Regions from separate parts of the Mus musculus genome. Here region 2 is linked to region 1. The links are chromatin loops, found by intact Hi-C in ENCODE. Cell type or tissue: left cerebral cortex. All regions are shown on one strand. Links, peaks and the distances in the headings refer to the core of each region. The heading gives the core; the rest is flanking DNA.

Region 1 (15,231 bases), core at 3,476-8,475:
GCACGCCTGTAGTTTTAAGATGTCACAGAATTTACTATGCAGGTCAGTGACTGACCATCCCACAGACAGTTCTGCAGTGCAGGTGGTAAATCCGAGGCCCTGGGGCACACAGGTGGTTTGGTTTTAGTTTTTAGTATTTGTTATTTTGTGTGTTCAGTCCTCCAGTGGAAGAGCATGTCTGGAAGTGGTGTGAGGACTAAGCAGATGGCTTTTTATGTATTTTTACAGGCCATGATTTACAGTGCCAGTAGTCTTTGTTGCTCAGGCTGGAGCCCAGCAGCATACACAGGCTTGCCTGGCATTTCTGAGATCCTGGTTTTATGCCCAGGAAGAAAAAAGTCCAGCTCCTAATGTTGCCCCTGGGAAGCTGATAGTAAAACTGAAGTGTAAGGGGCAACCCTAAGAAAGATGGAGGCAGAGGGAGCAGGAAAGGCCAGGTGCTGCCCTCACCTGTGAAGGAGGACTGAGCAGGAAAGGCCAGACAACAACACAGTTCTGTGGGCTGCTTTCTGCATGTTGGTGGGAGGAGCTTGCATACTAGGGAGCCTGCCACACTAGGGAGCCTGCTGTGCTAAGTTGCTGGCTAGGAGTGGCCAGAAATTCTTGTCTGCATCCCTTTCTGGACCACTGTCAGAACTGATCTCCTAGGTACCCATCTCTGGCCCCCCATGCAGCTCAGAGTCTACTATGTTGACCAGAGGGTGCTGTCAGCCAGGTGTGGTCAGCTCTAAAGTAGGTGACTCATCAGATCCCTTCCTTGGGATAACCTGGGCTTCGCATGCCTCCAGATCCAGAATAAAGAGAACAAGGGCTAGCATGGAGTAGCCAGGAGTTTGGACTTTAAGTGTCTAATAGAACCACCCTACGCAGGGGAGTGAGATGGTCTGACTTCTGATTGGAGAGGAATGCTCTGCCTGTGATGTGGAGGGTCAACTGGAAGGCACGGGGCATGAGAAGTAGATTGGGAGCTATCTAATGACGATGAGCAAACCAAAAGATGGTGGGAAGTCATCCTTAGGATCTACTGGACCTGTTGAGAGCAGGTCTTCTGTGAGCGAAAAGGAGGTAACATTGCCTCAGATCAATGTGTGGGCGGTGACACTCTGCAAAAATAACAGAAGATGGGAGATGTCTTGGCCAGGAAGGGGTGCGAACAAGAATCCTGATGGGACATCAGTCAGCCAAGTGGCAGCATCACACAACATGTACTTGAAGTACAACACCTAGAGACATACTTGACTCCAGGGGAGAGTTTGGGTGGAGCCATAAATTCAAAGTCGTCAATACCTACTAGCATCAGTTCAGCTATGGTATTGCTGAAATATAGAAAAAGGTTGTAAGTGAAGAAGAGGCCAGCATTTAGAACTGAGGCAGAGGAAGACACAGAGTAGAAGAGGGTGTGGGTCCCAGAAGGTCTGATGAGGTTGACTAAGGGAAGAAGTCTCACTGTGCCTGTCAGACAGAGGCATGGGGGTAGAAGCTACCTTAGTGGGACGTAGAAGAAACAGTGTAGGAAGGCAGACCGTCATGTACAAGCCTCTGTGAGAATGCCGTGCTGAAAGAACTGAAGAGGTTGTCTGGAGAACAGAAAGGCAGCACAAAAGCTAGTGTCTGCTCAGGACTCGCTTCCGGAGGGCAAGAGAGGGCCAGAGCATGGTCCTGAGTGTGCCTCTGACCCAGCCCTGAAGCTGGAGCCAGGGCCGCTGTAGGCAGAAGAATGGAAGAGCCGCCTCCCTGCCATATCGGAGAAGAGGCGTTTCCTACCACAGCTAAGGACAACAGGAACCTCTAGAAGGGCAAGGGCCTTGGGGGACAGTAAGACTGAAGCAGGGATCAAGGGCTTTCTGAGAACCAGTAGCACTGTGTACTGCCATGTCAGACTTCCTGGTCACGGGCAGAAAGCCTGGGTGTCAGCACAAAATGTCAGAGGTCAAAAAATCAATTGTCATTAATTTTGTAAAGGTTTCCCAGGTTCTTGCTTGCCTCCTGACAAATGGTAGAGCAAGGTGATGGGTTGTTCGCAAGGATCAAAGTTCAAAGTTCACTGAGGGAGGCCTGGAAGAATGTGCTGGTTAGCCATTGAGAACCTTTCCAGGAAGACTTTAAACCAAACAGTCCATGCCAGGCACAGCCTTGGTGTGCCTGGAGAAGCCTGGAGAAGCAACTGAAGAGTCCCCTCGTTTGCATGGGAGAACAGTGGGGAAGAAGGGTGAGCAGAGTGGGAAACAGGAGACGTTTCCACGGTTACCAACAGAAGTGGACGTACAAAGTGTATCCCTGAAACCAGGCTCCTGCTAGCACACTAGAGCTCTGGTCTGGAGGGCCACAGAGAAGCAGAGACCGTCCAAAAGCAATCCCCAACAACTGTCTGAGCAACAGTGGAGGTAAATCAGAACTTGATACCATAGTGGAGCAGTTCAAGCGGGGACCACAGGCCTGCCCAGCAGCTATAGGTCATGATAACATATAGAACACTGTACTGTCCCCTTTGGGCCTTTGCTAGATTGTTCTGCCTACTCAAAGTACATTTGATAAAGTTCTTAACTGATTTCATATTTGAGGGAGAGATGAAAACAGTCAGGTATGCTATCCAGACCTAACTCTCACCCATTTCTTATAGACAGACATGCAGATTGTCCGGGGAAGGTGGCGTGGTAACAGTCAGAAAAGCAAGGACAATGTTTGGGCACTAGCAGGACCCTTGGCTGCCCTAGAGCTCATTCTGAGGTCACATGGAGACTCCTGGATGAAGAAACCCGTTTCAGTGAGGTTAGACTGGAGACTGTAAAAGCTGTAGGTGATTCCATGGTCAGAAAGCAAAAGTGAATTTGGTATAAGAGGGATGGGGACCTTAAATGTCAGTTCTGTCCTAGTCAGTCACATGACCAGTGGAAGAGGAAAGCAGCCGGGGCATGAGAGAGAGAGGTGCTGGGTAGTGTACCCCTCTCTAACGGTGTGATCAGACAGGCTGCCCAGGTGCTAAGAGGACAGATTCTGGGTCACGTACTGCCTTTTGTATTCAATTTAGAGTACTCAAGGATGGGAGAGGGGTGGCTTCAGGACTCTGCACTGCAAAAATATTTGATTCTATTTAAAAATACAGTTTAGCGACACTGGGCTACAGCATCTTGCTGCCTAAGATTCCGTGAGTATACGAACTACAGCTTGAACATCTTGTTAAAGCTTGGCTGCACTTACCTTATGTGACAAACACAGACATGATTTCTGTAGAGGTAAGCTTCCAAAAACCTAGGAGCTGGGATATAGCTCAGTTAGGGCATATGCCAAGGACCTGGGTTAAATCCCCAGTGTGCCTACCCTATCCCCCGCAGATATTTTCCTAATGCCAAGGTATGTGGATTTTCAGCTCTGCGTGCTAGAGTCACCTGGAGAATAATTAAAACTACAAATACCTGAGCTTACTGCAGACCACTTAAGTCACTTTACTGAGGCCTAGGCGTGGTTGGCTGCTGTTGCTTTAAGCTTTCCAGGTGGTTCAGTGTAGCCATAGTTGAGAATCATTATTTTAAGTGTAGCATTTTTTGAAAGCTCTTTCCTATGTGACATCCATTTTTTTTCCACATGAACAAGTAACCCTTTCTGCTTCTCCATCAAATACCTTGTTCTCAAAATTACAAAAGGTGGAACAAATGTGTTTGAAAGAGCATCCTGCCTAGAAGATGTGCACAATGTGTTTGTGTCTCCAGGCCCTGGAATCATGTTAGGGAACTGGAAATATTTTTTGATCTATATGAATACCTGCATGTTTTTAAAGCTTAGGGAAAATGAGAGCGAAGAGTCTGAAAGGAACTGAGTAATGAACGTAACACACTAGATTGGAGGAGTTCTTTCCTGAAAAAAAAATTACAAAATGCATAGTTTAAGCATGCAGTTTGTAATTGGACATGGTGGTATATTCCTGTCCATTCTAGCATCCAGAAGATAGAAACAGGAGGGTCGGAAGTTTGAGGCCACCTAAGAACACGTGACTAAAGGTCAGCCTGGATGCATGCTAAGACAGCAACAAAGAACAATGTTTATGAATGAAACTTTAAGAAGGAAAAACAGGCCGTTCCTACCTAGTCCTAACATCTGTCCCAGAGCCTCCAAACAGTGTTGCCTGATCTGATGGAGTGAGCTAAACTCAATTGATCCTGTTTAGGCAAATTCACAACTGCTTGGCCAGCCTTCCCCAAATCCCACTGGCACTGGAGTGAGAGAGGTTAGCCCTCCTTGGGGCTCCCCCTGCCTGGTTCTGAGACGCATTCAAGCTGTTGCTGTGACCTCTGTATTTATGAGAGTGAATTTTAACAGTGGATCTTTTCAGAGTGGTGCTGTCCTCTAGCCAGGGAGGAATGTATGCTGGGGTGTGGATCAGCCACTACAGCTACTCCTCACGATTCCTTTCCAAACCTTTCCCCCTCCCCACAGCTAGGAAATAATACACGGCACTCTGCATCGGCTTGCTGGTTTCCTGGACTCCCTTGGCTGTGATTTTCCAGCTTTAACTGGTCACAAGATCTGAAGCAGACCATGGACAGCTGTGGTCCCTGCTCACTGTGCACACACAGCTTCTGTGTTCTGAAACCGTGCTGGTCAAGTTCACCAACTTCAGATTGGCCAGAGAGACAGCAGATTCTATAGATGAAGCTGGAGACTGACTGTGGGGGCATTTTTATCTCTACTCACTAGATACATATCTAATCGCATTGTTTTTTTCTGAAATTATTATTTTTTGAGATAATCTAGCATAGAACTTCATTCCTTTTCATTGTTCCCAGGTCAGTTAGTTGTAGACAAAGATAAATTTGCTCTCCAGATAGAAATTATTTACCATAAGACGATTTTCAAAAGTTCTATCTGATTTTTGTTCTGTGTATGGGTGTTTTGCCTACATGTACCACGTGTGTGTCTGGTGTCCGAGGAGGCCAGAAAAAGGAATTAGATTCCCTGGACTGGAGTTACAGTTGTGAGCAGTTGTTCAGGTACTGGAGATCAAACTGAAGTTCTCTGAAGAGCAGACAGTGTTCTTAACCTCTGAGCGGTCCGTTTAGCCCCTTAAGGTCTATATTTTGGACTATAGGCTCAGCCGCATGAAGCAAAACCAACATCTTGGCAACAATATGACAACCGACTCTTCTTAGGTTGATAGAGTAATAGGCTGCACGCCAGGCCCTACTCCAGGGCCCTGGTGATGACTAGGAATCCAGTTCATGCCTTACTGCTGCATCTCTGAGGAGTAGCCCTCATGGGCAGAGTCCAGATACCCATAGCAGCTGCATCTTGATCCAAGCCAGGAAAGAGGAATAAGGGAGGAGGGTCCGCCTAAGAGGAAGCACTCATGCCCGCTGCCCCTCCCCCACCCCAACGAAAAGGAAATCTAGAAAATGTCACTATGAGGTATCCTGTAAAAAAACGCTATGGAGAGGGGGAAAGAACAGACTCCAGGGCACAATTAACAGTCTCTCCAGAATATTCCTGCAGGGAATTCCAGAGGAGGCAAGGCAGTGGGTGATCCAAGCAGGGAATCGTCTTTCTCTTACCAAAAGTGTAGTTTCAGGCCTCAGGTGGCTCCACCCACACAAAGTCTGGCTCTCTGCATCCCTCAAGCTGGTGGTGGGCTGCTCTCCCGCTAGGTGGCCAGGAGCACCGGCTTCTGCCCCGCCTACTCCCTGTGGCCTCATTAGCATATTGCACGACCTGCCTATGGGGTCGTAGGTGAAGAGCTGGTCGCAAAGGTAAGGGAGGGAGTGGGTGTCGATGCAAAGCTATTTAGAAAAGAAATCTGTTTTTTTTTTTTTTTCTGTGTGCCTCTTCTGTATGAGCACCGTCTGCTTTCTTGTCGTTGCACGCGTCACTTGTCACCAGAACGTTTTTCCGTTGTCTCCTGGGCGTTTGTCTTACCCTTCTAGAGTCAGCCACTCCTCCCTCTTCTCCTAGCATTCAAGCAAACCCACATACATTCCCTTCCCTCGCTTTGCTTTTGGAAACAGAACGCTGCTTTCTGTTAACAGAAAGAAGAAAGGGGTGTGGGGTGGGGGAGCCAACGGTTCCATCTCTATGTCCACATGGCGGATCTCAAGGCAGGATTCTTTTCCACCTGTGTGGAACTTTAATTAGTTCAAGTGGGAGGTCTGTGCCAAGAAATAGGGTGCGCTTTTGTCGCAGTGGGGATCAGCCAAGCAGATTTCCTCCCTCACTGCCGTTTCACACCAAACCCCACTCTCAGCTTTTTTGCTGAAGCTCTGTCTGTGTATTAGACCCAGGGTCTGAAGACGGCCAGGAGCTGCCCCACAGACCCACGGGAGCAGAACACAAGCACCAGCAACGGCTTGTCACACTTAGCTTCTCTTCTCAGCCTCACACCCACCCTACTATGAAATAAGCCATGACACCCCCATTTGACTGATGATAATAATTAGTGGATGGATAAGTGTGTCAGAGAATATTTTCAAGTATTGCCTAAGGTTAAAGATGGATATAACATTTCAACAGTAACAGTGTGCTACATGCTATCCTCTTGCTATGGTCCAAGGTCGCTGCCATTGCTCTGGCTTCCACAGTTCTAACCCTCAGTCAGGTTTGCCCTTTCCTGCTTTGGTGTGTGGTCAGGAGGGCATAAGCGACGTCCATCATTCTGCTGACTTAAATTTTTCTACCTGGAGCTTTGGAGGGTCACTTTGAGTCTGACACAAGAGAGGAAAGCTATACTGGTGCACTACCTGAGAACCAGACATTTGCAGGCTGGAGCTCCACGGTGAAGTGCTTTGCTCAGCATGTGCTAAGCCTGGGTTTGTTCCCCAGCACTGAAAAAATAATGCATAAAGCTTAAAGAACAGGGAGCTAGAGAGGTAGCCTAGCAGTTACGAACTCTGCTCTTCCTGAAGACCCAGCTGAACTCCCAGGACACACAAGGTGGTTCACAATCTTCATTAACTCCAGTTCCAAGGGACACTCTCTTCTGGCTTCCACAGGCACCAGGCATGCACATGACATATAGACATGCATGCAGACAAAACACCAATATATACAAAACAATAATAGAAAGATAAAATAACATATATATATATATATATATATATATATCCTTTCAGAAACCTGATTATTTCCTTTCTAATGGAAATTCTGGGTGTTTACATGCAATACTCTATACTTGAAAAGGAGAAAGAGTATCTCCTGGGATAATAACTGGCTGTTGTTTGGTTGGTCTCATTTTTTTATATATAAGAAATAAGTTCGAGGCCATCCTGGTCTACAGAGTGAGTTCCAGGACAGCCAGGGCTACACAGAGAAACCCTGTCTTGAAAAACCAAAAAAAAAAAAAAAAGAAAAGAAAGAAATAGCCTGTTGTCACATGTGTGACTCTCAGCTTGCACTATTGCTTGGGGATTGTTTTTTATTCAGAATAGCAAAATGTACAGTTTGCTTCAAAAACGCACTGGAATGAGAGTATGGCCGAATCTCCCAAACATGTTTCCTCGTGGCTCTAGATGAGCTCTCTGGAGACAAAGTACAAGTTTTAAAGTCTCTAGGAAACTTTGAGACTGTCATTTCTAATGTGAACTGAGTGCAGCTGACTCAGCTCCCACACTCCTCCTCAACTCTCGAGCTCATATGGCTTTCTTTAAAAATTAGTGATATCAGCTGAGGGGGACTACTTCCCACTCCTACCCACACAGGAGAGCGCTTTTGTGTGTATGTCAGCTCTGTTCCATCATTCCTTGCTGTCGTGGGGCGTGACAAGCAAGCTGGCTGTTGATACTTGATCGCCAACAGTACAGGAGCCAACTCCAAACAGCATGACCCTCTTCTCTCTTCATCCCTTCCTGCTATGCACAGAACCCACACTCTCAGGACCAAGGGATTTTAACTTTACGTGGGATCCTTGAAGCTCAGCCCTCTTTGGTGTGTCTGTGTGAGGCAACTTGTCCACACAGTTGGTAACAGCTGGGGAGATGACCCAGGTCCGTGTGACTCCAACTCCTGAACTATATTCAACTGATTCACTGCCCCAAGTCATCTGGCCCATCTCCCCTCACAGATTCAAATTGCTGTCACTCAGCAGTGCCGTCTTCTACTAAAGACAATTCCTGCTGAAGATCACTAGGAGGTAGCAACAGAGCCCTCCAAATATGCAAGGTCACCCCAAAGTCTTCTTCCTTCCTTCCTTCCTTCCTTCCTTCCTTCCTTCCTTCCTTCCTCCCTCCCTCCCTCCCTCCCTCCCTTCCTTCCTTTCCTGTTATTGTTGCTACTGTTGTTTAGAGAGAGAGTCTCACTGTATAACTCAAGCTTGCTTCAAACTCACTGTTGTAGCTCAGGCTGGTCCTGAACTAACAATGATCCTCCTATCTCAGTCTCCTTCCCTTTAGTTCACAAACTCCCCTGTTGTCCCAGTGTTGACCTTCTGCTTATTGTCTTCTACTTGACTCTTCTGTTCTTGCATTGAATCTCTCTAGGTCACTGTCCTCACTGCAACAGTGATTGATAATGAGTCTGTCATTCTCTGTCCTCACTGCAATACTGACAGTGAGTCTGTCATTCTCTGTGTCCTCACTGCAACAGTGATTGATAGTGAGTCTGTCATTCTTTGTCCTCACTGCAACAGTGACAGGGAGTCTGTCATTCTCTGTCCTCACTGCAACAGTGATTGATAATGAGTCTGTCATTCTCTGTCCTCACTGCAATAGTGACAGTGAGTCTGTCATTCTCTGTGTCCTCACTGCAACAGTGATTGATAATGAGTCTGTCATTCTCTGTGTCTTCACTGCAACAGTGATTGATAATGAGTCTGTCATTCTCTGTCCTCACTGCAATAGTGACAGTGAGTCTGTCATTCTCTGTGTCCTCACTGCAACAGTGATAATGAGTCTGTCATTCTCTGTCCTCACTGCAATAGTGACAGTGAGTCTGTCATTCTCTGTCCTCACTGCAACAGTGACAGTGAGTCTGTCATTCTCTGTCCTCACTGCAACAGTGACAGTGAGTCTGTCATTCTCTGTCCTCACTGCAATAGTGACAGTGAGTCTGTCATTCTCTGTCCTCACTGCAACAGTGACAGTGAGTCTGTCATTCTCTGTCCTCATTGCAACAATGATAATGAGTCTGTCATTCTCTGTGTCTTCACTGCAACAGTGATTGATAGTGAGTCTGCCATTCTCTCTGTCCTCACTGCAACAGTGACAGGGAGTCTGTCATTCTCTGTCCTCACTGCAATAGTGACAGTGAGTCTGTCATTCTCTCTGTCCTCATTGCAACAGTGACAGGGAGTCTGTCATTCTCTGTCCTCACTGCAACAGTGATAATGAGTCTGTCATTCTCTGTCCTCACTGCAACAGTGATTGACAGTGAGTCTGTCATTCTCTGTGTCTCACTACAACAGTGATTGACAGTGAGTCTGTCATTCTCTCTGTCCTCACTGCAGCAGTGATTGACAGTGAGTCTGTCATTCTCTGTGTCTTCACTGCAACAGTGATTGATAGTGAGTCTGTCATTCTCGGTTCACTTCACTTCTGGGCCTCTTGGTATCATCCTAGATTCTGGTTCTGCTGTACCCCACCACCCTCAAAAGCTTAGCTGTATCCTTTAGCATTAGTTCCAATTTCTCTTAAAAACATGATACTGAACAAGACCATCTAAGGGCCTGCATCACTCCACCCTGGCCAGAGAGCACAACTGTTCTGCATTTCTTTGGCTAGAAAACTTGTGTTGCTCCCTCTCACGTAAACTGCAGTGTCAGGCCAGCACTGGGACTCCAGAGTCCACACCACTGTACTTACCTTCCACAGCCTCGAGCCTCTCCACAGTCCCTCAGGTCAGACCCAGCCACTCCCAGTCTGCGCCGTGACAGGCTTCCTTATGATTTACTTCTTTTGGTTTATTTGGGTTTTTTGTTTGTTTTGATTTGATTTGATTTTCAAGACAGAGTTTCTCTGTGTAGAAACTGGCTGTCCTGGAGCCCGCTCTGTAGACCAGGCTGGCCTCAGAGATCTGCCTTCCTCTGCCCCTACCTCTACCCCTACCCCTACCCCTACCCCTACCCCTACCCCTACCCCTACCCCTACCCCTACCCCTACCCCCAATGCTGGGATTGAAGGCATGTGTCACAACCACCCAGCATGATTTAGCTCTCACAGCACCAAATGCTCTGTGCTTTTTGCCACAGGTAGAGCTTAGGCCATGTGTGTAGAAGCTGCCTAAGACGGGGGCTGCACTTTGATCCCCCTTCCCACACAACACCCAGCACTAACCAGGCACCCCTGTAAATAGCTTGCAGGTAGATTTGCCCATCTCAGAACTGAACTGGAAATTTTGAACCATTGCATCTTATTCTCGACTCATGCTAGGCTCCCAGTCAAATAAAACCCTTAATCCTTTTTCTAATATCTTTAACTAAGACAGTGCTTTTGTTATTTCCTTTTGCCTATTTTTGGACCGATAATCAGAAACTGTCAGTTAATATTTAATTTCCATCCATCGTTCTTGACTGTGCAGATCTCAGTGGTTCCTGGGTGGAGTTTCTTACCCAGTTTTTGTTTATTTTGGCTTCCCACGTGCTCCATGGCCACAGCATGCATATTGACCAGGTTTCCCTGGGGACTGCTGATGCAAATGTATTTTGAACAGGAGAAAACCCCAGTAACCCATCAGCTTGACCCCCTCACCCTCCAGCCTCCAAGTGATCTCTTATCTCACAAGCCAGAGCTTCCCTCTAAGCTGCCTCCCCAGCCCTGATCTCTTGCCATCTTTGAGTAGTTATTTAGCCACCTGTGAAGAGCCCTCGTTTTATTATAACTTAGCATGTATGCAATGAGGAACCACCCATTAGCTCGCTTACTGAATATACTATGTACTGCTGTGTAATATGACACAGCAAGTAAAGTTTGGGCCCTGTACTGCTTCAAGTAACAAAGAACAGATAAGACACATGTACAGACAGCTGCAGCACCACAGAGCAAGGCAGGCCATAGGCTGTCACTAGGGCTCTGGAGAGTCCACGGTGGAAAGGCTCAGCCTGGCTGGCAAGGTGCTTTCAGAATGCCTGGGGTCGTCATTAGTGGAGATGAGGTGCATGCCTAACTCTAGGAACAGAGTTCAAGCTACGGAGCTTTGCGAAACAGGGTCTTAATGTAGCAGAGTCTAGCCTGGAATTCCTGGTACCCCTGTCTCTCTTTCTCAAGTGCTGGAATTACAGGCATGAAAAACAGGAGGTGTGCTGAGACAGTCTGTTCAGCTGCATTCCATCCAGTCATTCATTTTGTCTATTTGAAAAAGAAAAGAAAAGAAAAGAAAAGAAAAGAAAAGAAAAGAAAAGAAAAGAAAAGAAAAGAAAAGAAAGCCATTTGTGTGTATGTGCAAGCCTGCCATGATGTGCCTGTGGAGGTCAAAGGACAATTTGTAGAGGTTGTCTCCTCTACACATAAGTCCAAGGTATCAAACTCAAGTTGGCAAGACTGTTAGCGGATGAACTTACCTGCTAAGCTATCCCACAGGCTTGCCCCACCACACTCAACCATCTCAGGACTGCCCTGTGGCCCCTCAGCAGCTCATCTTCTTTCTACAGTTAAGGCAAACGACTGGTCCTCAGCGTGAGGCATTCACTCCCAGGCTCCAGTCCTCGCCTTGTCTCTATCAGAAAGAAGGGCACATCACTACTCTAGGTCAGGGCATAACCGCAAAGCTGAGCCTATGGCTTCCCTTCTTGTCCTGGCAGCGACTTTGTCACATGGCCACACCCAGACCAAATTAGTCTAGGAGATATGGTCACCCAGGATAGCTCTCTGCCCAGTTAAAGCTGTTGTGCTGGGAAGAACAGAATGATAGTCAGGAAGAGTTGACAACCTGCACAGGAAGAGGAGGAGGCCACCTGAGGAGGGAGGCCAGGGACAAGCCGGTTGTTTGTCGTGGTTGAGTACATGCTGCTGGGGACTCAGGTCTGTATGTAAAGGGAAAAATGAATGATTAAAGATTGGATTATTCTGACAGTCAGGCCTCTCCATATCTGAAAGTGATAAAGAAAACTGACCGTGCAGTTAGAGGGAAGAGGAGGGAAGGTCATGGTTAGCCTTTCAGATGCAGACTGAGAACAGCCCGCAAGCAATGTGACTCGGCATGAAGAGACAATGAAACAGGGTGTGGCAGTGCCTACTGTGAGAGCAGGAGAGTCACCCAGATGCACCTCACATGGGACAGCTGGGGACAGGCTGCAGATGCGGGAGGACGCTGGCCTGGCTAGCCTGGGGATTCTGGGAGCTGAGTCCATGGAGCTCCCTTGTTGTAGCGGCCATCACCACCTCTCCCAGGCTCAGGGAGCAGAGCCCAGTAATTCCCCTGCAAAGCATGTTCTGTGCAAGAGAAGGTGCTCGGTGTGTTCCCTGCCCCCAGCACCATCTTCGTTTTCATCTATGTTCAAATTCAGTAGAAAACCAATTTCTAAAATGATGCAGCTTGTTTTCCCTGCTCTGAGTCCATCAAAGGTATTTACTCTGTTCTTAAAACGCAACTGTTCCCGGGGTTTATTATGTGTGCTCTGATTTGAAATGTTTCATGCAAGAGTAAACACAATTCCCTTTGGAGGAGGATGCTGTCGCTTTGTGTCCCACCCAAGAACAATACTTGATAGCTGTTAAATGGTAGTGTTTCTCCCCCTGAGCAATTTCCAAGTCAGGAGAGCTGAGACCTCTAACTGCCACTGGCCACTCAGGGCTTTGTCCAAAGAATAGAGCCATGGCTGGGTGTTCTTATGAAGCCATCCTGCGCATCCCCAGGGGAGGGAGAGATTATGAAGAGAGTCCTCTGCGGCATGCTCCTGTATGTCTAAGGCCTTCCCGTCTGGAAGGCAGGAGCGTTCCAAATGTTGGCATAATGGCTGCTCTTTTCTTCTCCCTCAGCACTTAGTATGTGCCAGACTCTGAGTCTATGGCCTTTATCATTATTTGCACTGCTGTGTGTGGTTGGGCAGATTGCCTCTTTTTCCCCACTTTATAGAGGAGGAAACCAACCTTAGTAAGGTTAAGTGGCCATGCAGGTGGCTTAGGTGTTGGGTCTGACCCTCCTGGCCCTTGGTCTCTATCACATAGCCCTTAAACTCTCTTGTAGGACATGTCTTTGCCCCATAGGCCTTGCCAGTCAAGAGATGATGTTACCCAGGAGAACATCCAGGAGAGCAGTGGGAAGCAGGAAGGTAGGGCCTGGGATGAGAGGCAGGAGGAGGAGGAGGAAGAGGAGGAGGAGAAGAAGAGGAGGAGAAGAGGAGGAGGAGGAGGAGGGAGAGGAGGAGGAGGAGGAGGAGGAGGAAGAGGAGGAGGAGAAAAAGAAGAAGAAGAAGAAGAAGAAGAAGAAGAAGAAGAAGAAGAAGAAGAAGAAGAAGAAGAAGAAGAAGAAGAAGAAGAAGAAGAAGAAAAGGTGGAAGAGCTGACATGCTTTCTAGCAATCAGTACACTGTCTCAAGCTTCCAAATTCCCCTCAGCCCCTCAGCCTCTTAGTTATACCACCACAAAGATATGTCTGCCAGAGGCCAATTTCTAACAATCTAAACTTTTCGAGAAAGAATGGTGAGAGCTGTTACGGTTTAAATGTTCTCCGGTCTCATGTGTTGGGATCCTGGTCCCCACTGGTGGTATACCAGGAGGCTGTGGGGCAGCCAGCAGATTGAGGGACTGGGTCAGGCCTTTGTGGTAGGTCACCTGGCCCTGGCCCTGATCACAGTATTCTTCTCTACTTGCTGTCCCCATCAGGATGTGAGGAGCCTTCACCAGGGTCTTTCCGGTGTAGGCTCTCTACCTTCCCTGACATGATTAGCTGTGTTCCCTGAAACTGTGAATCAAGATGTGTCCTCCCCCTGCTACCGTCAGGTGTTTAGTCACAAACAGGAAGAAAAGCTAACACAGGGTGCATTTGGAATTATCTTCACACTACAATCCTGTCTGCTTCCAAACTCAAGGACAGCAAATTTTAGTGCAGGCCTGTGGAGTGAGGCTAGTCTTAGCTGGCATCCCTGACACAGATCTTTTGAGGACCCCTGCTTACTGTTACTGGCTTCTTCCATCTCTCATTGAAAGCTCCCAGGTCTTCCCCACTGTGCTTCCCATGTGCTCCACAGCCCCACAGCCTGGCTCTGTCTTACTGTCAAGGTGACGCTGCCCTGAAGGTCATCAACCATCAACTATTCACTGTTCACCCCCTAACCGATTACCTTGGCTTTGATTAAAGGTTCTCACCCTGTTCTGACTGTTTAAGCCATTGCTTCTGGAATCACATGTTCTTGCTTTCCTGGGGTACCATCCCCACTCCCACACCCTGTCTGTGTGATTCAACTGCAGTTCACAGGCTGATGATGACTTCAGCTCAGACTTTTTTTTTTCCACTCTGGTTCGTACTTGCTGGAGCTGCTGGTCGTCAGAGGAATGTCACATGGGCCCATGGTCGTCAGAGGGGTGTCACACGGGCCCAGAAATCACCAGTTCCAAAGTTGAACTCTTCATTTCTCCACTAGCTCACTGGCCTTGTGTCACTCATGGAAAGAGGAGGGCGAATTGCAAGGTGGTTCCCAGAACTGAGGGAAACCCTGAACAACCGATGTTCAGGCCGAGCAGCAGCTCATTGGAGACTTGAGTCTCCAGGAACAATTTTGTTCCCGGCGTGGCTCATGGCCTCACTTCTTGGTGTCTGTAGTTAGAATGTTGTAGAGGTGGAGGTGTGTGTCGCTTGACAGACACAGCAAGAGCCCCGAGCCCCATATCGGCTTTTTCTTCTATATTTTCTATAATGCTTGATGGCCATAGTCAGCTCCCTAGCAGCTATAATCAATCAGCCAGTCAATCAATCTCATCACCCACGAATCCCTGAAATCTTACCTCTCCCAGGTTATGTTTCTAAGGTGATAGATAACCTTATTATATCTTTCAGGCTGGCCTCTAACTGGGGTCTGCCTCCCCAGTGCTGGGATTACAGCTCTGTGCCCCAAGCCTGGCTTCTGGGAGCCCCTCAAAGTTCTCAAAACAGCTGCCTCCATCACTTGGTCCTTTGTTTAGTTTGGGGGTCATATTATCTCTTGCCTGGTGACTATTAAGCCCACTAAACCTCTCTGTTGCCAGTACTGTCCACTTTGGTTTTGTCAACCGACTAAAGACACCTAAATCTGACCAGATGACTCCACTTTAATAGCATAAGCTATGTAGTCCAGACTTCTTCATATAAAGGATGGAAATCCCCCCAGACCCTGTTTATACCGCC
Region 2 (15,231 bases), core at 5,713-10,712, 260 kb after region 1:
GCAAAACCTTATCTGCCTACAACAAAGACAGTCACAGAACTTCCCCTAGTTAAGATGGCGCTAAAAGTCACTGTTATCCCCTAGAATGGAGCTGTAGGAATGTGCCTGTGTGACTTAGAATGGAACAACAGAAGCATTACAAAGACAAACATACTGATGAATCTAAGCAGTGCAGCGTGAGGGGCGTGGCTTGGCGGCAAGCGATGGCTACGGGAGTGTGCCTGTGGCTTGGCAGAGCAGAATATCAGCATGGGGGTCAAGAGTAGAGAGCAGCGCCTGAAGCAGCGTTCTGTCTTCTAGCAACTCTGCTCAGGTTGGAGAGCAAGTGTGCTCCAGGCACTCAGGGCGGTGGGGCGCGCGCGAGAGATCACGCCGTGCCACAGAGCACTGGGTGGCAGGGTTGAGTAGGCGGGGCTGGGGGGCCGTAGCTGCAGCTGTGTCCTTGCTGCCAGAGCTCTAGTCAACTGGCTGCTGTGGAGTCAGGTCAAACAGGGAGGGAGACAGCAAGGGGGAATGTGGAGAGCTCAGGATTGTCAGGCAGCACCGCCCTGAACAGAGAGTGAGGGGCGGATGGAAAGTACGTGGTGGCGGCAGAATCAGGGGAGCAGGGAACCGGGAGTGGAGAGCAAGCAGCAAGAAAACGTGGGGTAGGGAATGGTCTACAGATCGCTAGCTAGAGAGTTGTAAAAGTTTGCTATTAAAGTTCCAGTAAACGGCCATTTAGAGTTATTCTTTGATGGGTATAGGGGCCAAATTTTAACCAGGAGACGTGCTAGCAAAGATATTCCCTTCTGGGTGAGAATAGGAGCAAGTGACTTCCCCGTTCCCCGGTGTCTCTAGTACAAATGTGATAGCTAGAAACAGAGGCAGCCAAAACAGATCACCAGCCACGCAGTGAACTAGCAGCTGAGCTGCGGGACCAGTGCACGAGCTGTGTGTGGGGCTCAGAGCCTGAGGGAGGATGGTTTGCCTAAGCGTAGGATTTTTTCAGCAGTGTGCAAGAGAAGCCAAGAGAAAAACCGTCAGAGAAAGAGAGACAGAGACAGAGAGAGCACTCACCCAGGGGTAGAGGTCCGAGAACGAAGCATCAGTAAGAAGACCAGGACACCACGGGGTGGCTGCAAGCTCAACAGCCCTCCCTTGGGACCAGAGGGCGTTTATGCTGACCAGTGAGAGTAGGGAGCTTTACCAATTCTCCAGTGCTTGGGTGGAGAGGTCTAGCAAGAGATCCATCCCATGGCTGCAAAGTCCATGTGGCAGCACGGAAATATGAGCTCATGCAACCTGTGAGTTTCTAAATCCCAGGCACAGCACCCGTGTTGGTAGAGGCGCTGTATGGTGGGTGAGGTGGAAGGGCTGCCTCCACAGGCCCCCGCTGAGGCATCCCCTCCCCCTGAGGCATGGTATGGAGTTTATTTAGGGCATGGGGAAGGTGGGAGGCAGAGAAAGGCGGGAGGTGGGGAGAGGAGAGGGAGAAGCAGGCCAGGAACACATGGGGAGAGGAAGGGGGGAGCGGGAGAAGGGGCAGGTAGTAAGAAAGAGGATCAGACAGCGAGGAAGAGACATGCAGACCCTTTTAGAGTGAGCCAGGCATACCTGGCTATTGCCAGGTCATGCCAACAGTAACTTCTGCTCTTTAGCAGCCTGTAGTGACATTAATTCTCTTTACATTTAGACAATTTAAGTGTCTAAAGATTGGTGACCCAACCAGGAGAGCAATAGCAAAGCATTATATGGCAAGCATTTGTACCACACTCCCTTGTGACATAGCCCAGCCCATCAAAGGTCTGTACCACACCCTCTTGTGACATAGCCCAGCCCATCAAGTACCAGCATCCTCCCAGGTGTATGTTAGCTTCCTCCAGCTGTGGGCCGCGTTGGGTGCCAGAAGTGCTTCTCTGTCCTCTGTTTCCTCCCTCAGGGTGTCCAGGCACCAGGCTTGAAGGATGAAGTGGAGTCTGGAACAGGTTGGGACTGGCTCTCAGTCCAGCTGAACTCACATGTGGGCATGGGGTGGAGGGCTTCACCAAGGAAGGCCTTCTCTGGCGATTTTAGTCTTACAGCTCTTTTAGATGACTCCCAATGAAGTGGCTCTTAGATGGTCTTCAGTGAAATAGCTGGTGCTCACTTACTTTATTTGGGTGGACAAGGGCTGTATATGAACTTTGGAGAGTGGAGAGGAGTTTTCAGGGTGAATGTTGATGACTGGCTGGAGCTCAGTGAACTGGGAACGCCTCTTTTGTGTGGAAAAGCTCTCCAGGAATCCCAGGTATTTGCTGGGCAGGTTCTTATGGGGTGTAGGGAGAGGAATTTGTAGGTTTGCCAAGGACCCCATTACCTTCCTCAGGTAGAGGATGGGGGGGTAGTCAGAGAAGTGGAAGCCCTGCTAGAAAAAGGGAATTCTCCATTTTGTGCTGAGCTCAGAGGAGCTACACAAAACATGGGGATGTTCCATTAGCTGAATGTTGCTAGAGGAGTGATCTTACACGCGTTCGCAACCGGCCAGGAAAGACGCAACAAACCAGAATCTTCTGCGGCAAAGCTTTATTGCTTACTCAGGAGCAAGAGAGGAAGAGCGCGGCAGAGAGAGGCAGAGAGGAAGAGAGAGAGAGAGAGACACAGAGAGACGCAGAGAGAGAGGCAGAGAGAGGGGCAGAGAGGGAGAGAGGCAGAGAGCAGAGGAAGAGAGCAGAGGAAAAGACGAAGAGGCGAAGAGATGAAGAGAAGAAGAAACGAAGAGACGAAGAGGCGAAGAGAAAGAGTGCCAGAACCCCGTCCCTTTTAAGGAGAATTATCCTCCGCCTAGGACGTGTCGCTCCCTGATTGGCTGCAGCCCATTGGCCCAGTTGTCATCACAAAAAAGGCAGAGCACATGGCGGGAAAACTGCCCCTGCACATGTGCAGATTATTTACTACTTAGAACACAGCTGTCAGCGCCATCTTATAATGGCAAATGTGAGTGCGGCTCCCCACAGAGTGAAGCCCAAAGACTTGTGTCAAGGTGCTCATGAGTCCAGCATGGGACAGTCTGGGAAAGCCGGAGTTTATGGAGTTTATAGGTCAGTGGTCTCCAGAGGTTGGCAGATGAAGATGCAGAATACAGGTTTCTTCAGCTATTCCTCATATTTTGAGGGTGGCATACACCATTTTGCTCAAAGCCTGTAGAATAGAGACAGAAGTGGGGGCTGATGCAGAGCTAGAACACACTACAGTGGCACACTCGTTGTAACAACTCCAAAACACGTTTGTGTCCAGTGACAAACACTGCCCTCCCCCTCTGCTGGCTCCCCTCCAGCTTCCTACAATCCACCACATACAAGGTGACATCAGACCAGAGGAGCGGCTCTAAGACTTCTCTCCATGATGCAACTAGTGTATGAGCTGTCCTGATTATCCAGGGTCCACACCAGGCTGCTGGCTAAGTATCTTGAACTATGCTGCTGAGTCTACTAGGGAGAATTTTAAGAAAACCTCCTCCCTGGATTAAGGAGTGGGGGAGGTTATGTTGGCTTTTTCCTTGCTTCCTTTCTCCCTGCCTTAACATATGGTGGAGCAGTGTGACAGCCATCTTGTGATGACAGGGTAGCAAGAAGATGGATATGTTCTGGGTCCCTGATGGACCGACGCTGCACCAAACCTAGAGCTGGCTTTTCTCTGAATGCTTTAGGGCATGAGACAAGATGGCTGAATACTGCAAATGGAAGCCTTACTTCCATTGTTGTTACTTTCGGATTAACTCAAGCTGGGAGGGAGGTGTTTGAAAAGGAAAGCAAGGCTCAGGAAAGCAGGAGACCTTACTCAGGCTCAGGAAAGCAGCTTGGGCTGAAGGGAAAGAGTTTCCCATCAGCCTTGCCTGCTGTTAACCCTGATCCTTCCTCATTCCTACTCAGACCCTTACTCGGCATTCTCGAGTCATTACCAAGCACACTTAAAAGAAACCATTTACAAACTAAAAAGAGATATACTTGGTTCACAGCCATGCAGGTTTAAGCCTGAGGCTGAGTACTCACTCATATTAGTCTGGGCTTCTGGTCACATTTCGAGGCAGGAGCTGAAGACAAGAGACTCTCTTCTCAGGATTTCCTTGGATGACCCTCCTCCAACCCCCCACCCTAACCTATCTGCGGAGACCCTATCTGTGGAGGCGTTTGCCTTGGCCTGGCGGGAGGGTTCAAGTGAAGGGGTAGGGGTATGAGCAGGGAGGGGGAAATGACTCCACCCGCCTTCTAGTGCTGCTACTGTTACTGTGCTGTCTACACCCGCCAAGCTGGCTGGCGAGCAGAGAGCAGGGGAGCTTCTGCTCTCAAAAGCTTCGGGAGAGCGTTCTCTTCCCAGGCAGTGCTACAGCTCTTGTGACGGATGCTCTCAGATGATGGAGTCATTCTCACACAACTCTATTCCTTCTGGATAGGAGCTTATATACAGTTTGGGGTGGGTGGGTCTGACAGCAGGTGCTTCCTACTGGCTCGGCCTGAGATGCCTCATCTACAAGAGAAGGGACTTATGGGCACTGCCCCTATGTGACTGATGGCCACAACTCCCTCTGTGGGGGGCTGTGGCTATGTGACAGGAGCCCAGTGCTGGGAGCAGGCGAAACTCCTACCATCCCTTCAAGTTTCCCAGGGCCTTAGTTTTTCGACCTTACTAGGCTTCCTCTCACAGTCTACCACCCCATGCCACATCACTTTCTGTGTGTGATGGCTATTCTTGGTTGTCAACTTGACTATATCTGGAATGAACGACAATCAAGAAATGGGGGACACCTGTGATCTGGATCTTGAGGCTGGAAGACAATGTATCTTTGATCCAGATCTTGAAGTGGGATGACACATGCTTTTAAATCAGAATTGACACACACATTTCATCCAGATCTTGAGGCACACCTTTAATCCATACCTTCTGGAGGCATATATATAGACAAAGAAGAAGGAAGGGGCTGTTTGTACTTCACCTGCTTGCACTCACTCGACTTTGCCAGCACATCCATTGGAGCCAACTTCTTTGGGGGTTCTAGCTTATACTGAAGTCACAGCTGAAATAGCCTCGTGGGACTGAGCAACTACTAGATTCCTGGTCTTTCTATTAACAGCTGGCCATTGTTGGGTTAGTTGAACTGCAGCCTGTAGGTCGTTCTAGGGGAATGTAGTCCCTCCTAGACACGATCATCCTCTGATCTTGTTTAATATTCAGATAGCATCTACAAAATGACCACGGGCTGTTACCCTTAGCACGCTACAGCTCCCTCGATTATTAATAAGATCCTATAAGGTGGGCAGCTGTTATTATTAATAGCCTTGCTTTACACATGGGAAAACAGAGCCTGAAGCTTGAGCGACTGCCCAAAGCTGCATAGTTGTATGGCTGTGTTGGCCTTGAACCCACAGGGATCACATCGACCATGCTATGTGCACAGTACTGCCCCTGCAAACAGCCATTGAGAAATGAGGATGAAACGCCATGAGCATGCTGGGATTGTTGATCACCTTTATGTTTGGAACTTCTTAGTGGAAGAGACCACATGACTTTTAAAAATTAATCTTTTTTTTTTTTCCCACTGAGCAACCTGCATTCCCCTGGGGGAAGGGAGGTTCATAGCCAGGCCACATCCTACCAGCCTCTGAGTCTGCTGGACTGGAATTTGACATTCTCAGCTTAGAGGCTACCTCTGCTAAGGGACTACACTTTGACTTCCACTGCTGCCTGTCCTATGAACGACTCAGGGGCCTCTGGAGCATGGCATTGTTCCAATGTTGCTAAGCTGTCACTACCAGCTAGACTGGAATCAGCACTGGGGCCATCAATGCCCCCTCTGAGCCTGGGGCTGGTCAGGTCAGCAAAAGCTGGAGCTAGAAGACAGACAGCAGAGGCCACAGGCCTCCGACTGCTGACTCCAGTTCCCCACACAATGCCTTTGCTATGCCTCAGAGTTGCTGACAATACCACTCTGTGTCAGTAGATAAAGGGAATCTTCAAAATTGTCATACCCGTGGATTCCCAGCTCTGCAGATTGGTGCAAGCACTCTCTGCCTTGACCTGCCAATCACCCGGTGTCACCACTAGTAGACATGCTGGGAATAAGGGCCTCTTGTGTCACGAGAGTGCTGGGAGGGCTAAAGGGGCATCCTGTGTCTGCTAACGGCAAAGAGCCCCTGAGCCCTGCAGATGAGGTTCCATGTGAAACATCTGGATTTCTCTTAGAGGTGTAAATCTTCTTAGCTTTCAAGAACCTGTTCCCCACATAGTTTCTGAAATCAGGCTGTGATCTGGCTCCAGAGAGGCAAGAGAGAAGGCGTGATGCTTAAGAATGCATTCGTTTGGGAGAATGCATGGCGATGTGAGAGCAGCCACACCTGTCAGAAGCCCCACTCCCAGCCTCCAAGACCTCAGCCTCAGGCAGGGCCTCAGGAAAAAGGCTGTCCTTTCTCCCCTGGGTTAGATACTCTGGGCATAGAGGTGTCTGCATTTGAGGAGAGGTGCATCAATGGCTTGTACTCGAACCTGGGCGGTCTAGTTAATGTTGTGAATGAAAATTCTTCAAGAGAAGTTGTGAAAAAATCTCCTGGGAGGAGTCTGTGTCTGCAGACACTACAGAGCAATTGGAAGCTAAGTGCTGTGGAGATTCAAATTTTGTAGGTTCATTACTTTATCTGGGGCTAATCTTAGTTTCTGGAACTGCCATCCCTTGCCCTACCCTGTATCTAAACTCACACCTTGTTATAATAAATAAAAATCTCTTAGAAGCTATTAACTTAAGCAGAACACTAGTTTCCACCAATCCAAGAGCTAAGAATGTCATCAGATAACATTTCAGATGTAGAAAAGCTTTCCCAGCTCAGTGTCCCTGACTCTCTGGTGTACCCACCAGTGTATTTTAAACATGCCTTGACTTCCTTTGTTCTGTAAAGCTATAAGAAAGAACCCTGAGAAACTGCTTCTAAAATCAGAACCCGAAATTTGAGGTAACCTAAATCTGAGTTCCCAGGCCACGGTCACTCAAAATGGCTCCAGAATAAACGATCTCTTATTCTGTTTAAAATGAGAGCTGTGATTTTTAAGTTGACAGTATCTTATCCACAACTTTGAAATCAAGTATAAACTTTGACTTATAAGTCAGCAGACATTGCAGTGTTTACCTAAAGCAGGCCCTCAAATAACCCCGAGTACACAGAAGGAACGTTCCTCCTCACTAGGGTTCCCCTCACCAAGGCTCTTTCTACCCAGTTCTCTTGCAGCGACCTTCTAAAATCAAGAGCAATCTAGGCAGGACTGGCTTTCAGTCAACCAGTATCCAACACCCTAACAAAGCAACGGTTTCACTCTAGCAGTTCTGGTGTCTTGAATCATGACTGCTTCTTCAGCCCCAGCTAACCATCAGGGTTCCTCTGTGTAGCCCTGGCTGTCCTAGAATTCACTCTGTAGACCAGGCTGGCCTCGAACTCAGAAATCTGCTTGCCTTTGCCTCCCGAGTCCTGAGACTAAAGGTATGTGCCACTACACCAAGCTAAAAAGGTGTATAAAGTTATACAAACTCAAAGAGTTAAGGAGAAGGTAGATGCCTGTTGAGTTTGGTACTTTGTTATGTATTGTAGTGCTAAGTGTAGGCTCCCAAGACCTGGTTGCTCCAGAGAGGAGAGAGTCCCCACATAGACCTGAGTGATGCTATGTGACCCTGCCCCTAAGTTATTTCTGATTGCTGAATAAAGATGCCTACAGCCGGGCTGGTGAGATGGCTCAGTGGGTAAGAGCACCCGACTGCTCTTCCGAAGGTCCGGAGTTCAAATCCCAGCAACCACATGGTGGCTCACAACCATCCATAACAAGATCTGACTCCCTCTTCTGGAGTGTCTGAAGACAGCTACAGTGTACTTATATATAAATAAATCTTTAAAAAAGGAAAAAAAAAAAAGATGCTTGCAGGACAGAATTGAGATAGGTGGGGCTTGGTGTTCCCAAACTTGGAGTCGGATGAGACCACGAGGAGAAAGAGAGAAGGTGGAGAGAGCAGAAAGACCCCGTGGGCTAGGAGTCAGGAAAGCATGGCCACAGGGGCTGGCCAATCGGAGTTAAGAGCGGCCCAGATGAAGCATAGAGGGTAGATGTCTGTCCAGCTCCAGTGCTGATTAAGACTTATTGTAAATAGCAAAAGTGTGTGTTTTTTTAATCTGGGAACTGAATGATCCCAGATTGAGATGAAATGTTTTCTACAGGGCTGGAGAGATGGCTTAAGAGCACTAACTGCTCTTCCAGAGGTCCTGAGTTCAATTCCCAGCAACCTCATGGTGGCTCACAACTATCTATAATGGGATCCGATGCCCTCTTCTGGTGTGTCCAAGACAGCAACAGTGTAGTCACATATAAAATATTTAAAAAAATGTTTTCTACAACAGGTGTCCAGCATCATTGTCCTTCCTTCTGTATTTGAGCTGTTGGATCCTTCACATTTCAAAATGCAGGAATGCTCTAGTTCCTCTTTATCAGGTGATGCAGTATTTGAGCATGGCCTTGCTGTTATCTGAACTTGATGCATTCTGGATGTGTGAGTGCTGATGGCTTGTCACCAGTGACCGTTTTGAGGAAGTGGTCAGGTTATGAGGGCTGTGGTTTCACAAATGGAGTCATAACTGACATTATTGGGAAGTGATGGAGACTTAACTAGTTGTCAGGCTATGGGATTTCCTGTCTTCTTCCTGGTTCCTGGCTGTCATTCTTTCTTCTTCCTGTTTGTCAGGAGGGCTGCTTTACCTTAGCCGTCCCAGCAGCAGCATGAAAGTCCACTCAAGCTCAAATCATGGAACCAGCTGGTCATGGCCAGAAACTTCGGAGGTCGTGAGCCAGAATGACCTTTCCCCTTTAGGTCGGTGTTTCAAGGATTTGATTTCAGGAATGAAACATCAAGTAAATCAAACCTAGAATGTCTGCAGGTATGTCCTCTCCGAGGCCAGTACAGCTGTGAAAACAGCACATCACAAAACCGAGATCAGGAGACTGTGGTGTGTGTGTGTGTGTGTGCATGTATAGTATGTATACCGGTGTGTACATGTGTGTGGTGTGTGTGCAGGCATGTGTGTGTGCATGTGTATGCACGTGTGTGTGATACTTGTTTTCATGTCATGTGTCCATGAACTTTGTAAACAAGATTGTGTTGCAGTGTCAGAAGGCTGGGGATATGTATATCATGTATGTCTGCTTTACGTAATCTCTAGATCATTTACAACCCCCAATACATTGTGCACACTATGTAAGAGCTTGTTATTCTGTATTATCTGGGTCAGTGGTTCACAATCTTTCTAACGCTATGACCCTTTTAATACAATTCCTCATGTTGTGGTGACCCCCAACCATAAAGTTATTTTTGTTACTACTTTATAACTGTAACTTGCTACAGTTATTCATATTTACATTACAAATCACAATGTAAATATCTGACATGTGGTATATCTGATATGAGACCTCTGTGGAAGGATCGTCGGACCCCCAAAGGGGTCTTAGTCCACAGGCTGAGAACCGCTGCTCTGGGGGCATGGTGAGTGGAAGCAAACCTGTACATGGTTCACCCAGACACCACCATGGCGGTCAAAGTTGAAGCTGCTCACTGTACCATATCAATTTCCTGACCCAAACACAGCCTGCGTGAGGCTTGACCTAGCCACGATGGGGACAACTGTACTTAATGTGCATGGCAGCTTCCTGCTTCCTCACCCCCTTGCTAACTCTGGGAAGGAAATCTCACTGAGGGTGTCAAGAGACCCAAGGGCCTGCATGGGGCCCGCTCACAGCATTCTCACTGGGTCCCGCTGGTGCCTACTCTGTCCTGGGAGCCCTATTTAGCACACTATAATACCAACTTACTTCATCTTTGAGCCTAATCCATGAAGTAAGTTTTAATATTGTTGCCATTTTACAGGAACCGGATTTAAGATGTGGAAAGATGACATCTCTGGCCCGGGGTCACACAGCTAGTAGCCACTGATTGAATCCAGACTATTTTAATGAGCGTTCAGATTCTTAGCCCTCCCGCTGCAGTGGGAAAGACTTAATGAGAATGTGAACTTACAAGTGATTACTTTTTCGGCCTTTCTGACCCTTTCATAGCAGTCTTATTTATAATAGCCAGGAGCTGGAAAGAACCCAGATGTCCTTCAACAGAGGAACGGATACAGAAAATGTGGTACATTTACACAATGGAGAACTACTCAGCTATTAAAAAAAAAAATGAATTCACGAAATTCTTAGACAAATGGATGGAACTAGAAAATATCATCCTGAGTGAGGTAACCCAATCACAAAAGAACACACGTGGTATGCACTCACTGATAAGTGGATATTAGCCCAAAAGCTCCAAATACTCAAGATACAATTCACAGACCACATGAAGATCAAGAAGAAGGAAGACCTAAGTGTGGGTCCTTTGGTCCTTCTTAGAAAGAGGAACAAAACACTCACGGGAGCAAATATGGAGAGAAAGTGAGGAGCAGAGACTGAAGGAAAGGCCATCCAGTGACTGCCACACCTGGGGATCTATCCCAGATACAGTCACCAACTCCGACACTATTGTGGATGCTAAGAAATGCTTGCTGACAGGAGCCTGATACAGCTGTGTCCTGAGAGGCTCTGCCAGAGCCTGACAAATACAGAGGCAGATGCTCGAAGCCAACCTTAGCACTGAGTGCGGGGGGGGGGGGGGTCCCCAGTGGAGGAGTTAGAGAAAGAACTGAAGGAGTTGAAGGGGTTTGCAACCCCATAGGAAGAACAACAATATCAACCAACCAGACTCCCCAGAGCTCTCAGGGACTAAGCCACCAACAAAGGAGTACACATGGCTCCTGCGGCATATATAGCAGAGGATGGCCTTGTCATGCATCAATGGGAGGGGAGGTCCTTGGTTCTCTGAAAACTTAATAGATGCCTCAGTGTAGGGGAATTGAGGGCGGGGAGGCGGGAGTGGGTGGGTGGGTGGAGAGAGGAACACCCTCATAGAAGCAGGGGGAGAGGGTATGAAATAGGGGTTTTCTGGAAGGGGAGGAAAACTGGGTAAAGGGATAACACTTGAAATGTAAATAAATTTAAAAAAAAAAAGATTCAGAAACTTATAAGCAATTACTTCATCAGCCTTTCTGACCCTTCCTGTCAAACCCCTTGTTTCCACCAGACACTGAATATGTACCTACTGTGTGCAAACTGTTGGCCATAGTTCTATGTGGGCCTCACAGACAAAGAATAGTTGGTGCCCTTAGGAAAATGCCCATAGGAAGCAGACTGGTGCAGCTCTCTGGTCAGGAACACTAGCATGGCTTTGCTGGTCCTTGAGTCCCTAGGGGTGGGCAGATGTGACTAGAACAGGCCTCTGAAGAGGGCTGTGGGCAGGTGCGGCTGCTAGGAGAAAGCTTCTTAGAGCATTAGCTCTCTGCCGGTTCCAGACCCAAGAACAGGCTGACTTGGCCTCAGCCACCAGCATCCAGCTGGTCACGTGCTTCAGGCAGCTGCTCTTTGTTTTTATCCTTCACCTGGCCTCTCTGGCCTCTCCGGTTTCTCTGGGGACAAATTCCAGAGTTTTGGAGTTCTGCTTGGTCACCCAAGGACAGACCCTTTAAGAACTTCCAGTCCAGTGCTAGGGACATCGTGTCCTAAGGGTCCTTCTGCCCATCTCCAGAGTGGTAATTAACCGTCCCTGGTAAGCCAGCATTACGTAAGAGGATTATGAAACTAACAGAAGGGTCTGCGATCTGTATCTATAAATAGGCACAAATATCATTACTGCGCCACTGTGAGGTTCAGAGCCATCTAGCGGTAGAAAATTGTATGTGCAGCTCTTGCAAATCCGCTCGAAAAATTATTCTTTTATGTTCTAAATGTGACACTTTGTACATAACTAGACCCAGAGCCTCCGGGTTAAACTATGTTGAGAGAAAAAAGGGGGAGTCCCTGTTTTTAACTTTTAGAGGTCATATCCTTAATAAAGGAAGTCCCGCCCTTTACATGGTGTGTAACTGAGAAATTCCAATGTGGTGACTGTATTTATGCGAGCCTCCTTTTCGCGTTCGCGAACCCAGATGCACGACTGTTTCGATGCTATTAGATCTGTCCCAATTTCATATTGACTGCCGCTGATTAACATGTCCGTGGGCCCGAGAATATTCTTTAAACCTGAGCGTGGTTGTCTCCTCCACACACAGTGCTGTTTCCTGTTTTGTTTCTCCTGCCTCAGTCAGAAGACTGGGTGGGGCCTGTTACTGAAAACCAGAAAAAGGACCACAGCAACGCATCTTTCAATGGCTTTTGAGTTTCGATAGAGTTGAACTTTTAGGAATCATAAGAATTGAAGACATAAACTAAATGTGCAAAGTGTGTGTGTGTGTGTGTGTGTGTGTGTGTGTGTGTAATGAACTTTGGGAAAGTGTATAACACAGAGTCAGAGAAGTGCAGGCATTACAAACTGTTCAACCTTGTTACACTCTGATACTGTATTCTGAAGACACCAGGTCAGGTTACAGTTCCAGCAGCACTATGTATGTGTATGCATTTGTGCATACATGTGTGTACATGTGTACACGTGTGTATACGTGCATGTATGTGCATGAATGTGCTGTGCGCACATATGTAGGAATATGTGTACGTGTGTACATGAGTATGTGTGCATGTGTGTGCCCATGTGTGTGCCCATATGTGTGTAGTGCACTTATGATGTAGATCCTCATCCACACCCAAAGGAACCCCCTGGCCAGCTGGATCCCCATCACTGAGCCCTGAAACCAGAAATGCTTTCCATTGTTCAGTCATAGAATGGGAGGGTGTGTTTGAGAGAATAAATCCCAAACATACCTCCGTTTTACCGGGGGAGGGGAGAGAATGAATATGCAAATTAGAACTAAATTGGATGAAAACTATGGTAAACATGTTATTTTTAGTGCTTACATTTGTGGATGAACATACCTGCTACTTAGTCACTAGGGAAAACAGAGTCTTTTAAATATGACTCAAAGCTGGGAAGAATCGAGCACACCTCTGATCCTGGCACTCAGGAGGCAGTAGAGGTGGATCTCTGAGTTCCAAACCAGCCTGGTCTACAGAAAAGGTTTCGAACACAGCAGGGACCACACAGAAACCCTGTCTTGAAAATAATAATTATAATGATAATAACTATGACTCAAGACACTTTGAGGAAAAGAACCATTCTCCATGACTGTCCCCCATAGGAGGGGAAGGAGAGGAGAGAAGGGGAACGAGGAAGAGGGGGAGGAGGGGAGGGGAGGGGAGAGGAGGAGAGGGTGAAGGTGCAACAGAGAAACACTTGTATAACTTGTACATTAGTCAGAACAGATGGCAGTCTCAAATGGCTAGTTTATAAAACTGTAAGTAGAATTTATACAAACTCATGTGCTACCCTGGGTTAATCAAACCAGGAAGTGTGAGCAGTGCCTTGGAGGGCAGAGGAAGCCCACAGTGGATGCTACAAGAACAGGACCCTAGAAAGCAACTACGCTTGTCACCAGTCACCAGTCACAGCACATTTTTTTTTTCCCAGACAGGGTTTCTCTGTAGCCCTGGCTGTCCTGGAACTCACTTTGTAGACCAGGCTGGCCTCGAACTCAGAAATCCACCTGCCTCTGCCTCCCAAGTGCTGGGATTAAAGGCGTGCACCACCATGCCCGGCACATTTTTTTCAAAATTTATTTTTACTTATATGAATGAGTATTTTGCCTGCAAGTATGGATTCCCTGGAAGTGAAATCATGAGTAGTTGTGAGCTGCCATGTGGGTGCTTTGACTTGAACCCAGGACTTCTAGAAGAACAGTCAAAGAGTTCTTAACTGCAGAGCCAGCTCTTCAGCCCCTACCACATGTTCTTGGCATTGACAAGGGGATGGGTATCACCTGTCTTACCCACCCACCCTCTCAGCTATGCCAGCAAGCCTCATTATCAACCCAGTGGGCTTTGAACACCCATTCTCTTGAAGAGGAGCTATGGAACAAGAAAGACTGTGTGGGGTGGGGGTTGGAGGCAGGAGGAGGAAGGCTCAGAAGCTGTGGGACAGTAAACCACAGCAGGAAGCCTAGTGGGTAGAGCGGGTCTGAGTTTCCAGATACCCAGGGTACACGCCTGAGACAGTAGCAGCCTCCCTGCTGGAACACGTACCACCCTTCCCACATGAGGAAACGTGACCTGTGGTCACATAGGCCCAGAAGGGAGTTCTCCACGTTAATGAGGTATCTAGAGGCCCTGAGAGTTTAGCTAATAAGCTTCCATTCCCAGACATTCCTCCCTGCGAAGGTATTTAATCTCTGGTCCACCCTGAGAGGTTGGTGCGCATCCACTTTCCACGATGAACAACCAGGACAATTTAGAACCAAGGGCTGTCTATTTCATCAGGAACCTGTCTGAGAAGCATGGAGAAAGCCTTCGACTACTGAGCTGCAGCTTAGGTCTCCCACAGAAGGTCTCTCTGCCCTTCCAGACAGCCATCACCAGGCTAAGGACAGTCACCAAAGGACAGTCAAGCCGAGCTAAGCCGGACAGAGCACCTCGTGTGCCCCCTCCAACCCTCCCCCCCCCCCCCCCCGGCCTGGGCTAATCCTCAGCTCGCAGGCCTCTTCTGATCTCAGATCTTCTATGACTTCCATAGGCATCTGGATGTTCGAGAGTCTGAGAACCACCATGGCCCCCGGCCATGTCACAGACCAGGGGACCCCCAACTCTTTGTTCCTGACTTCTTGTGTGGTTCTCCAGCAGCAACTAGAAGTCTGGAAGTCAGGACTCTGGCCTTCCCGCATCTCAAGCTGCATTTTTCCACCCCCAGAGAGGTGACTCTGAGCCTCCCTAAAACCCAGCACCCAGCAGCAGGGTATGATACTCACAGTCACGCTCTGCTTAGCCTCCCCAGTGGCTGCGTATTATAGTAATCTGATCTAGTTGCCATAACAAAGTGCCATGGGCCAGGTGGCTTAAACATCAGAAACTATGTCTTCCAGTTGTAGAGTCTAGAAGTCTGAAGCCAGGGCCAGGGCCCTGTCTGCTTGCAGTGAACTCCCTCCCTGCCCTGCAGAGGGCTCAGCAATTCCCCCTCTGATGCTACATAGTAAGGACAGAGATGCCTCTGCATCTCTTCTTAGGATGATGGTAATCCTGTTGTGAGGTCCTCACAACCCTGTCTGACCCTAAGGAGCTCTCCCATGCCCCATCTTTAATGCTATCCCTTTTGGAAGTAGAATTTTTGTATAATCATTTGGGGCTCAC

The links. Peaks named below come from ENCODE experiments on the same cell type or tissue, not always from the same donor. Only the 100,000 strongest peaks of a DNase experiment are listed, where the experiment ranks them.
Region 2: a loop joins it to region 1, with 2.1 times the contacts of the local background. A loop is called at or near these places in 2 of 42 quality-filtered maps.

Annotation. Positions count from the first base shown.
Region 1 is chr15:36,970,418-36,985,648 of GRCm38, reverse strand. No RefSeq gene overlaps it. Among named protein-coding and RNA genes, the nearest start is that of Zfp706, 29 kb to the left of the region's middle. In left cerebral cortex, for the core only: a CTCF peak has its summit at 5,629; DNase peaks (open chromatin) are centred at 5,612, 5,909 and 7,624; H3K4me3 peaks cover 1,213 bases; H3K27ac peaks cover 2,860 bases.
Region 2 is chr15:36,712,797-36,728,027 of GRCm38, reverse strand. It overlaps Gm41297 (a long non-coding RNA gene), which reads left to right. Exons shown (of 3, transcript XR_875152.2): 1 at 1-313; 2 at 8,729-8,921; 3 at 9,905-10,146. A830021M18Rik (a long non-coding RNA gene) reads right to left here and starts at 1,783. Exons shown (of 3, transcript XR_875150.3): 1 at 1,060-1,783. In left cerebral cortex, for the core only: a CTCF peak has its summit at 8,330 (motif pointing left); a DNase peak (open chromatin) is centred at 5,949.